Regions from separate parts of the Homo sapiens genome. Here region 2 is linked to region 1. The links are chromatin contacts, found by Hi-C or POLR2A ChIA-PET in ENCODE. All regions are on one chromosome and are shown on one strand. The core of a region is the stretch at or near the end of the contact, and the rest is flanking DNA. Distances in the headings are between cores, read along the strand shown. Region 1 has its middle 16 kb from the start of RND1. Region 2 holds the start of FKBP11 (FKBP prolyl isomerase 11).

The links. Hi-C counts contacts between places; a loop is a spot of excess contacts on that map. ChIA-PET counts read pairs that join two places held with the same protein, here RNA polymerase II (POLR2A). Pooled maps may share reads with other maps.
Region 2: POLR2A ChIA-PET joins it to region 1 with 24 read pairs in WTC11. The contact joins the promoter of FKBP11 here to the enhancer-like site in region 1. A Hi-C loop is called at or near these places in 10 of 168 maps with a recorded cell type or tissue (CD8-positive, alpha-beta T cell, Caco-2, HepG2 and 6 more) and 16 of 50 pooled maps. POLR2A ChIA-PET finds 5 or more read pairs at or near these places in 16 of 52 experiments (BJ, Caco-2, GM12878 and 12 more).

The regions. Positions count from the first base shown.
Region 1 is chr12:48,879,271-48,884,743 of GRCh38, forward strand. No RefSeq gene overlaps it. Among named protein-coding and RNA genes, the nearest start is that of RND1, 16 kb to the left of the region's middle. Within about 2 kb of position 3,266, at least 8 of the 41 ENCODE cell types and tissues checked have a DNase peak (open chromatin) inside an H3K27ac peak, as active enhancers do; they include endothelial cell of umbilical vein, where a contact is called at or near this core.
Region 2 is chr12:48,922,030-48,927,502 of GRCh38, forward strand. It overlaps FKBP11 (FKBP prolyl isomerase 11), which reads right to left and starts at 3,463. Exons shown (of 6, transcript NM_016594.3): 1 at 3,271-3,463; 2 at 3,017-3,082; 3 at 2,532-2,619; 4 at 2,194-2,227; 5 at 1,753-1,823; 6 at 1-172. The coding sequence starts at 3,399. RefSeq lists enhancers at 2,409-2,468, 3,729-3,828.

The sequences.
Region 1 (5,473 bases), core at 2,016-4,515:
TGTCTTGAAAAAAAATCTGCTGGGCTTGGTGGCTCATGCTTGTAATCTCAGCACTTTGGGAGGCTGAGGTGAGTGGATCACCTGAGGGTAGGAGTTGAAAACCAGCCTGGCCAACATGGTGAAACCCCGTCTCTACTCTCTACTAAAAATACAAAAATTAGCCAGACGTGGTGGCAGGTGCCTGTAATCCCAGCTACTTGGGAGGCTGAGACAGGAGAATCACTTGAACTGGGGAGGTGGAGGTTGCAGAGAGCCAAGATTGCGCCATTGCACCCCAGCCTGGGAGACAAGAGTGAAACTCCATCTCCAAAAAAATAAAAAATATTTTTTCCTCTTCCAGCTTTCTCCAGGTGGAATAATTAAAATCCTTTTTTTTTTTCTTTCTTTCTTTTTTTTTTTTTGAGACGGAGTTTCACTCTTGTTGCCCAGGCTGAAGTGCAGCGGTACAATCTCGGCTCAGGTTCAAGTGATTCTCCTCCCTCAGCCTCCCAAGTAGCTGGAATTACAGGTGTTCGCCACCATGCCCAGCTAATTTTTGTATTTTTAGTAGAGATGGGGTTTCACCATGTTGTCCAGGCTGGTCTTGAACTCCTGACTTCAGGTGATCCTCCCGCCTCGGCCTCCCAAAGTGCTGGGATTACAGGTGTGAGCCACTGCGCCCAGGCAAAAAATCCCTCTCTTGCCCTCACAAATCTAATTCTCAGTCCTTTCCCACATCTCTCCTTTGCCACCTCCCTGTATCACCTGTGTCTTCTGACACTGACAACACCAAGTCCAACTTCAAACCCCTTTGGCTGGGGTTTGAACTGAATTGAGCAAGAGAGCTGAGAAATAACCCTGTGTCCCTTAGACCTCTCAGATCCAGGGAATCAATGGCTCCATTCCTGAGGTCTTTGGCACCTGGAAGGCTCTGTGCTAAGTGCTGTTGGGGCTCAGAAACCAATATCCCAAAAAACAGTGTTTTGTCACGCTCAACTGAAGAAGCCGCCAGGTCTCTCTGACCCTCTCCCCACCCACCGTCTCCCAAAGTGAGCTTCCTTTATCTGCCTAAGATCCAGACCCACCAAAAGGAACAACTGTTTTTTCTTCCCCTCTCTGTAAGAACAGGAACCTAAGTAACCACACCTGAACAGACCCTCTTGCAAGATAATGCACAGGATAGTTTCTGTTCCCCAGATGTATTCCTTCTCCCTAGAAATCTCCTCAACAGAATTCCTCTTCTCCTGCCTCCCATCCTCTGTTTTGCCAGGATGGGATACAAGCTCCTGAATCCCACCAGGGAGTGGGCAGTCACCGTGATTCTCCTCATGTACATGTGTTAAATACATTTGTATGCTTTTCCTCCAATTAATCTGCCTTTTGTGATTTGAGTTTTCAGCGAACCCTTAGAGGAAGAAGGGAAAAGTTTCTCGTGGCCCCTACAGTGCCCTCCTTGCATGATCTCATATAAACCTTTCTGCAACTCTACTAAATATAATACTATTGTATTAATGATGAAACCTAAACATAATTGGTGGGGTACAGGGTTCTAGGTTCATCTGACTCTGTTAGGGAAACAGCATAGGAGAACCAGGGTGACACCATTTTAAAATCAACTCCATATTAAAACTAGCCAGGCATGGACCGGTCGCGGTGGCTCACGCCTGTAATCCCAGCACCTTAGGAAGTCCAGTGGGGCAGATCACATGAGGTCAGAGGTTAGAGACCAACCTGGCCAACACGGTGAAACCTCGTCTCTACAAAAATACAAATATGAGCAGGGCGTGGTGGCAGGCACCTGTAATCCCAGCTACTTGGGAAGCTGAGGCAGGAGAATCAGTTGAACCCAGGAAGTGGAGGCTGCAGTGTGCTGAAATCATGCCACTTACTGCACTCCAGCCTGGGTGACAGAACGAGACCCTGTCTCAATAAATAAATAAATAAAAATAAAACTAGCAAGGCACATTCCTTGCCAGTCACAACCCATGGTCATAAGATGTTTATGGCTAAGGAAGCAGCTTAATAATGCCTGCAAGGACAAACTCTATCACAACAGAATGTCTAGATACGCTGAGACTGGATAACAATTATGCTTGTAAGATAGTCATGGTTATGCTTTTATGTACTTATGCCCTAAAAAAGTAACAATAATAAGGATAGTTTTCTTTAAATCAACAGAATAACACAATTTGCCATGCTATCAGCCCACCCATATGTAGACATAGCTTAGTTTTTACATAGATAAGGCCCATATATAAGAAGAGCTGGCTGGGCATGATGCCTCATGCCTGTAATCCCAGCACTTTGGGAGGCTGAGGCAGGCGGATCACTTGAGGTCAGGGATTCGAGACCAGCCTGGCCAACATGGTGAAACCCCATCTCTACTAAAAATACAAAAAGAATTAGCTGGGCGTGATGGTGCACACTTGTAATCCCAGCTACGTGGGAGGTTGAGGCAGGAGAATCACTTGAACCCGGGAGGCGGAGGTTGCAGTGAGCAGAGATCATGCCACTGCACTCAGCCTGGGTGACAAGAGTGAAACTCAGTCTCAAAAAAAAAAAAAAAAAAAAGAAGAGTCGGCACATTCCTCCTCTTATTGCTTTCTAAGGATGCCCTTACTCTGTAACTGAGTAGCTTTCAATCAACTATCTCTTCTCACTGCGCCCTATGGCTTGCCTTGAATTCCTTCCTGCACGAGATCCAAGAATCCTTTCTTGGGGTTTGGATGAGGACCCGTTTTTCTGGCAACAACTTCACAGCTCGTTTGAATCAGGGTGCTACTGCAGTGGGACAAGCCAGAACCGCAGGGATAGACTTGCCTTTTCTGAAACAAGGGGAAAATGTCACAGTGGGAAAGGAGGAGGGATTTCTAGAAGGGAAACAAGATGAAAAGGATAAGGAACCCAGAGACTCAGAATTGTGTCACAATCTGCATATATCAGTCCAGCCTGGGTGGGAATATACTCAGTACTGAGGGGACAGGAGAGACAGAGAGATGGGAGGAGGGTGGGATAAGTCTGGGAATTCTCAACAGAAGGTAAGGATGTGTGCTGGGGGGTGGGAGTCTGGGAACAGGAGACAGGGTTGAAGAAAGGTCAGGGGAAGAAGTGGCCCCACCCCCATGCCTGCGGAGAACCGAAAGATCAGGAAGGTGCTAGCGTGTGAAATGTGTTTATTTTTTCCAAAGGCTAAAAATACAGTGAAAAGGAAACACACACACAAACTAACCTAACCAGAAATGGGGAAAAGTGGTCACGGCGACGGCTGAGAAATCTGAGACAAGAATTTCAGGAACTGGGATAACTCAGTGACCTGAGCTCGGAAATTCCACCCCATGACGAGTCTCTGGAGAGCGACTGCTTCCCATCAGCGTCTGGAGCACTTTCCAGCAGCCTGAGGTGGAGCAGAGAGGGAATAAGAGAAGGAGCCAGGAGGAGGTGAATGCCCCCTATTGAGAGGGCAGACCTGTTACCTTCAGGGAAGGTGGGTATAGGATGGATAAGGCGAGGACCCTCTATTTAGCCCACTCTCAGAGTAATCATAACTGTCTTAACAACCTCTTACTAAGATGCCAACAGTCTTGTGAAGTAGTATCATCCCCACTTTATAGATGAAGACACAGAGACACAGAGAGGTTAAACAATTTGACTGAGGTCTCACAGCCAGCAAATGGCAGTGCTAGGAACCTTTCTGAGATCACAGAGCCCTTTCCTGGGGATCTAATGAAAGCTATGTACCCAGTACCTAGGAAAAAGCCTTATAATGAATTTATACATATTACATTCAATTTCAGGGAGTTCAAAGAGCCCTGAAGCCCATTCCACGGCAAAGAAATTGGACAGTATGCCAGTGTTGAATGATCTCCCACCCTTATCCCTGACCCCACAGTCCAGTAAACAAAGCGACAGTGCATATAGGGGAGGGGTGGCTTACAGCAATTGCACACCATCCCTTCCTTGAAACCTCTACTGGCCTGGGACCTGGGTTTTGCCCTAGCTGATCTGAGAGGCCTCCCCAGCCTGCTCTGGCATGAGGTGGTGATCGGGGTGGCAGCTGGGAGGGGGTAGGCTGGGAAAGCCATAACAGACTTTGTGGGGAAGCCGGAATTATGCTATACTGGAGGACAACACTTCTTCCTCACCCCCTCAGGGTATCCTTTTTCGGGTTGAGATTTGGAACTGCCCAGCCTGGAAAATGAAGGCCTCCTCCCTTAATTAAATGCCCAGGGGTTGCTATGGTAACCAGAGCTTCCAAATCCTGGCCAGACAATAGGGAGAGGAGCTGTCTCCAGCCTAGACGAGTGAAGCTTCAGGGGCCTTGCTGGGGACAGGAATGGGGCCAGAGGGTGAGAAAAAAGGGGGTGCCAAATGAGAAGATCAGCCTCCTCTCTCCCTGGAGCTGTGGGAATGGGCCTGTCAGAGCCAAGGGGTCTGAGACAGGGGCAACCCTCCTGGAAAGGGGAGGCGATGGGGGCGGGTAGCTGGAGCCAGGCACTGCCCAGAACCAAACACCTCCTTTGTTCCCAGAGGAGAAAGCCAGCCAAGTTGGTAAACAAAGGGAAGAGGCCAGAGGGCAGACAGCTAAGTGATAAGGCCTGGGACCGCAGAGAGCTGAGTAATGGAGCCCCAGAGACGAGGGGAATCTCCATGGTCCCACTAACAAGCAGGACACGCGGCAGGCCTGCATACCTTGCCACACTGACACACACAGTCACAGTGATCACACAGGACACACAGGTGTTCCTACAGAAACACTGATCTTTGAGGACACTTGGATCCCCTGCTCCTTTGTCCCCGGCCTCTCCTCCGGAGCCCATTAGTCTCCCTCCTTTGGAATGTTTATGGAAGGCAGAGGGCAGTCCTCACTTTCATGAGCGTGGGCTCCCACAGGTGGGAGAGCTGCACGCAGGTTCAGGGACGTCAGGTCATGGATCCTGTTACTTCACTTTGAGAGGAGAGACCCTCGTTTGGAAAACATCACAACACAGATCATTCACTTACGTGCCAGGTACTGTGCTGAATGCAATACAGTCTCTAGCTTAATGCCCCCTACAACTCTGTGAGGTAAAAAATGACTGTCCTCTTTTACTAGAGAGAGGAATCTGAGGGGAACTTAGGTAAATCAGGCACGCACTCACAGCCGGTAAGTGGAAGAGCTGGGATTAAACCCAGGTTTGTCTGAATCTTCCCATTTTTCCTACATTTGCTTCAAAAACTTCTTGGAAACTTTTCTGAGCGAGCCCACTCTGTTCTCTCCCTTCCCTCTCCCACTCGGTGTTACCTAAATACTTCTCTAGAAGCAGTTCCCAATTTGCAAGCTGGTTATTTAAAGGGTTTATATATAACTTGGTTGTTTGGAACCCAAACACATTTTTCCCAGAGACAAAATGTTAAATGGGCCGGGCGCGGTGGCTCACGCCTGTAATCCCAGCACTTTGGGAGGTCAAGGTGGACGGATCACGAGGTCAGGAGTTCGAGACCAGCCTGGCCAACA
Region 2 (5,473 bases), core at 2,213-4,712, 43 kb after region 1:
TTGGAGACTTTGGGTCTATTGGCCTTTCTGTATAGGTGATACCCAATGAGGCCCAGGAGGGCTGGCACCATGGCCATCCCTACCAGAGGCAAAATGCCCTTCACCAGCTTTAGCCAGTAGTTGGCTCGGATTAGTGCAATCAGCTCCACGTCATACTGCACCACTGCATCCGCTGGAGAGGCAGAGGGGTGGAGAGGGTTAGACTCTCTGCATTTTATCCAGGGCTCAGAATCTGAATGAAAATAGGGAGCGTAGGCCACAGCAAAGCCAACAACTATGAAGCTGACAAGATTTAAATGTGGGCTTGAATTCCTTTAGACAAGAGTAGAGGAGGATTTACGAGCAGAGTCCAGTGATAATCATGTTGACCCCAACTACACATGTGGCTTGGGTCCAGTGACAAGTCTTTGAATGCAGGAAAACTTTCTGTGAATATGAAATGTACAGGCTCTTCTCCATTTGTAAGTGGGAGAACCCTCTATACTAACTACTAATTTATCGTATTTCCAAATAACCACACGGATAGAGTCTTTGCAGGGCTGAAATTAAATGGATTTAAACTAGACTTTAAAAAATCAACCAACCAATGAGCACATTCAACGTGATTATGAGATAACAGGAGTTTCAACATAAGAGCTGAAGAGGAAGAAGGATGAGGATGCTGCTTAAGAAGTAAAGGGGCAGGTGGAACAGAAATGAGTGGGCAGAAGAGGTACAAATAAGCAGCACTGGGAATGGGGAGGTAATAGGGCTTTGGGTAAAAGTTTCTCCTTGGTCCCCCTACCCTCCTTCCAGGCCTTCCTCTAAGCTGGAACTAGGATAAGAATTAACGAGCCCAGCCAGGCGCGGTGGCTCATGCCTGTAATCCCCGCACTTTGGGAAGCCAAGGCAGGCGGATCACCTGAGGTTGGGAGTTTGAGACCAGCCTGGCCAACATGGAGAAGCCCCATCTCTACTAAAAGTATAAAATTAGCCGGTCGTGGTGGCGCATGCCTGTAATCCCAGCTACTCGGGAGGCTGAGACAGGAGAATTGCTTGAACCCGGGTGGCGGAGGTTGTGGTGAGTGAAGATTGCACTATTGCACTCCAGCCTGGGCAACAAGAGTGAAACTCCATCTCAAAAAAAAAAAAAGAATTACGAGCCCAATACTCTGTGGAGTACAACACATTTTAGCTAATAGAACATTTGTTAGAACTGAAAGCAAAAGATATGCATCTTGGGAAATCTGTCCATCTCAACCCTTCAAAAATAGACATCGGCAGTGACCAATGATGGCTTTTAAAGTTATGGGGCAGACTTGGCTTTAACAGTTGCTTTTTGTTTTGTTTTGAATCACTTGACTGTGATTATTTTTACTGTCTCTTCCCTGATGGAGGCTGAAAGGAAGGGGTGGGGGGTGGCTGTACAGCTGACACAGCGTAGAGTTGTAGAAAAGGGCAGGAAAGAAGTCCAGTGTTCTGGGAAAGGTGGTGGCACAGGCAGCAGACCCATGTGGCCCAAGCAGGTCTCTTCCCTAACAAGTTACTGGCTGCTGGAGGTCATGCCAGGTGGCCTCATCAGGTTGTCTTTAGTCCCTGTTGGTGATATGAGGAGGAAAAAGGTGGCCCTGTAGATGGAGGCCCCAGCCACTCCTATCTGTCTAAACAAACTTGGTCTGGATCTTCTCAAGCATCAAACAAAGTATATAGCTCCTTATAGCTCTTAGGGACTGGGTATTTTGATGGCCTGAGAGAGAGTCCTAGTCAGATTACCTGGGACAGATGGTGGAAATCCCCGTTTTCCATAGGCCAAGTGAGAAGGAATGATTGCCCTTCGCTTCTCTCTGAGGGAAGGAATGTCAGTCACAGCCAGAGGCAGGAGAGGTAGGCCAGCAGCCTCAGTCCAGCTGAAGCTCCTTCAGCAAAACCCCCTGAATCTTCACACCCAAAACACGAATTTTTCCACCTGAACACCAAACAGGCTGGCCAGCAAAGGTGTCCATCTCCCCATGTGCCTCAACTCCCCCGACAAAAGCAACAGCGCAAGAGGCACAGAGGCTTTGAATGCCCTCAGAGGTCCCACTGACCTGGACCTGTCCAGTGGGAAGCAGGGTCCTTTATTCCACATTCTCCTGCTTAAGGAGTGAGGATGGCCGAGAAAGCCTCTACCCATGCAAAGGGGGTACCCAGGCCCACCCCTGCCGAGATACTCACCCCACACACATGTCGAGAAGACTCTGCTCCAGACCTTGAAGAAGAAGACACAACTGAACTGGAAGCTATCCACCTTCCCCAAATCCCATGACATGAAGATCAAAGTCTTCCTCCTCCATCCTCAATTGACCTTTCCCTCACTTCTTAAATCTCTGGCTTCCAATAGGATATGGGACAAGTGGAGTACTAGAAGTGAGGTTTGAACCTCAGGAGGTAACTCGTAGAGCCCTAGGGTCTTACTCATTTCAGGGGGGATTTCCAGGGCAGCTTTGGAGCCGAAGAGGCTAAGAAAGGGCTTAGGTTGGGAAGAGGTGGAATGGGAGGCACAGGTCACATACCTGGAATCACCTGCTTTTGGCCAAGTTCTATAACCAGAGGGTCTCTGGTCAGGGAGGTGTCAATAATACGTCCATCTACCAAGCTTCCCTGGGGGGAGAGAGCATCAAGAGCATACATCTAGCACCCTCTCCCTCCCAGCAGGCGCGCAACACACACCTGGACCGCTGGGCGGCGGCAGCCCCCTTAGTGCGGCAGCCTAGCGTTCCCCTTACCGCTGTAAGGAACAGGAAGCCCCAGAAGGCTGGCGCTTCTCGGAGATCTCTCCACCCTGCACTTCTCCGTGCCAGGTAGGAACTGGCAGAAAAGCAAGGAGGGAAAAGAGGCACGGAAGAGCAACGTCTCTCCCCTCGCCACGTGCTCGACGACCCCAGAGCCCCGAGTTTCTTCTCCCGAACCGCTTGCCACGTGTCCAAGCCAAAGCTGACGTGTTTCAGCAGGGCGCCGCCCCCTCCCAGGCCCCGCCCCGGCCCCCCAGACCCCTCACCGTGTAGTGTATGTGAAGCGTGTCTCCAAAAGCAGCGGGCTCGGCACATGGTTCTGGGGGCTCCACCTACGATCGGACTACAGGGGTCACGGATGCTCTTCCAAAGATCCCGTTCTCGCCCCTAGACCCGGCACCACCCCCAACTCAGTTCCCGCACTTCCTCTCCTCCCGGCTCCCAGGTTCGCTGAGACCCCAGTATTACCACCCAACAAGGCTCGGCCCACGGGGGCTGAGGGTCGGGACTATCTCCTCACCAGGGTCTCCACTTGGAGGGTCCGGACGGGACTTTCGGTTTCGAGCCCAGCCTCAGCCCGGCACACCGCCGCACTGAGCAGCAGCAGCAGCAGCAGATGGAGCGGGAGGAGTGAGGGGCGCAGGGTCATGACTGGGCGCGGGGCAGGGAGCCGGGGCACCAGGACAGGCTGTTCGGGTGGCGGCAGCCAGGACAGCGTTCCCGCGGCGCCCAGGCCAGACTGGACGGGACGGGGCGGGTCGCGATGCTAGAGCTCCTCCTCCTGCAGCCCTTCCTCCACCTTGTCCCCACCTCCGAAAGGGAGGAGGCCGAGGGGCGCCCTCTGTACCCTCCAAGATCCGGAGGGCGCAGGTTCTGACGCATCCGTTAGACGTTCTGTCCTATAACGTGGGTCGGGCCAAACAATAGCACCCATTTACGATTACCTACTGTGTGTCAGGAGCTAGTCTCTAATCCTCAAAACCACCCTGAAAGGTCGGCATGATTGTTTCCATTTTACAGATAAGGCACAGGGTGCTCAGGATGTGCCCAAGGTCATCAGGCTAGGTGGTGACAGAGACAGGATTCAAACCCAGGACTGCCTGAGTCCAACGTGGTTGCTGTCTGTTCTTCCAAGTCGTCTCCTTGTGGCTATCCTGGCAGTGTCTGGCTGGCAGACCCCACCCAGGCAGTTCTCATTCCTCTCCGACCTCCAGCTACTTCAGCTTGAATTTCTGGAGGTTATAGATCCAAGTATCCGAAATAAGGCAGGGGGCTGTCCTATCCCTGTCCTTTGAAAAGCTAGCTGAAAAGAGCAAGGAGCTGTTATCCTGTAAGAACAGGGTAAATCCCTGATCTTTTCCTCTGGTGCTACTATTTCCTTTCTCCTTTCATCAACAAACTTCTCAAAGGGCAGCACACGTAATCCATTTATGTAAAGACTTCACTTTTTTTTTTTTTTTTTTTTTTGAGATGGAGTCTCGCTCTGTGGCCCAGGCTGGAGTGCAGTGGTGCCATCTCCACTCACTGCAACCTCCGCCTCCCAGGTTCAAGCGATTCTCCTGCCTCAGCCTCCCAAGTAGCTGGGATTACACCCGCCACCACGCCCGGCTAATTTTTGTATTTTTAGTAGATAAGGGGTTTCACCATGTTGGCCAGGCTGGTCTCAAACTCCTGATGTCAGGTGATCCGCCTGCCTCGGTCTCTCAAAGTGCTAGGATTACAGGCGTGAGCCACCAGATTTCTTTTTTTTTTTTTTTTTTTGAGGGGGAGGAGTTTTGCTCCTGTTGCCCAGGCTGGAGTGCAATGGCGCGATCTTGGCTCACCGCAACCTCTGCTCCCGAGTAGCTGGGACTACAGGCATGCGCCACCATGCCCAGCTGATTTTGAATTTTTAGTAAAGACAGGGTTTCTCCATGTCTGTCAGGCTGGTCTCGAATTCCCAACCTCAAGTGATCCACCCACCTCGGCCTTCCAAAGTGCTGGGATTACAGGTATGAGCCACCACGCCCAGCCCACTTTTTAAAAGTTTTTGTTGTTGTTGTTTGTTGAGACGGAGTTTCACTCTTGTCGCCCAGGCTGGAGTGCAATGGCACGATCTTGGCTCACTGCAACCTCCACCTCCCGGGTTCAAGCGATTCTTTTCTCTCAGCCTCCCGAGTAGCTGGGATTATAGGCACCCACCACCACGCCTGGCTAATTTTTGTATTTTTAGTAGAGATGGGGTTTCGCCATGTTGGCCAGACTGCTCTCAAACTGCTGACCTCGTGATCCGCCAGCCTCAGCATCCCGAAGTGCTGGGATTACAGGCGTGAGCCAATGCGCCCAGCCAACAGTCTTAACTGTACTCATTCTTCCAATCCACCTGCAACAACCTAGACTTCCTCCCTATCTCCTGTTTCTGTTAGTGGCTCTGCTACCAGCATTCGTTCTTCTCTCATCTCCCACATCCAACGGGTCTACTCTGGATTCTCCTTCCAAAGTCTCTCCAGCTCTTCCCTTCCATTCCCATAGCTACAACCCTCCCACCTCAGGATAAGAAGCCTTCATTATCTCTCATTTGTATTGTTTAAAAAAAAAAAGTCCCCTCAGCAGGAGGGAATTTCTAGGGGTGATGAAATGCTCTATATTTTCAGAAGGATGTGGGTTACATGGGTGTATGCATTTGTCAGAACTTATCAAACTGTATACTTACAATCTGTGCATTTCACTGTTTGCGAATTACG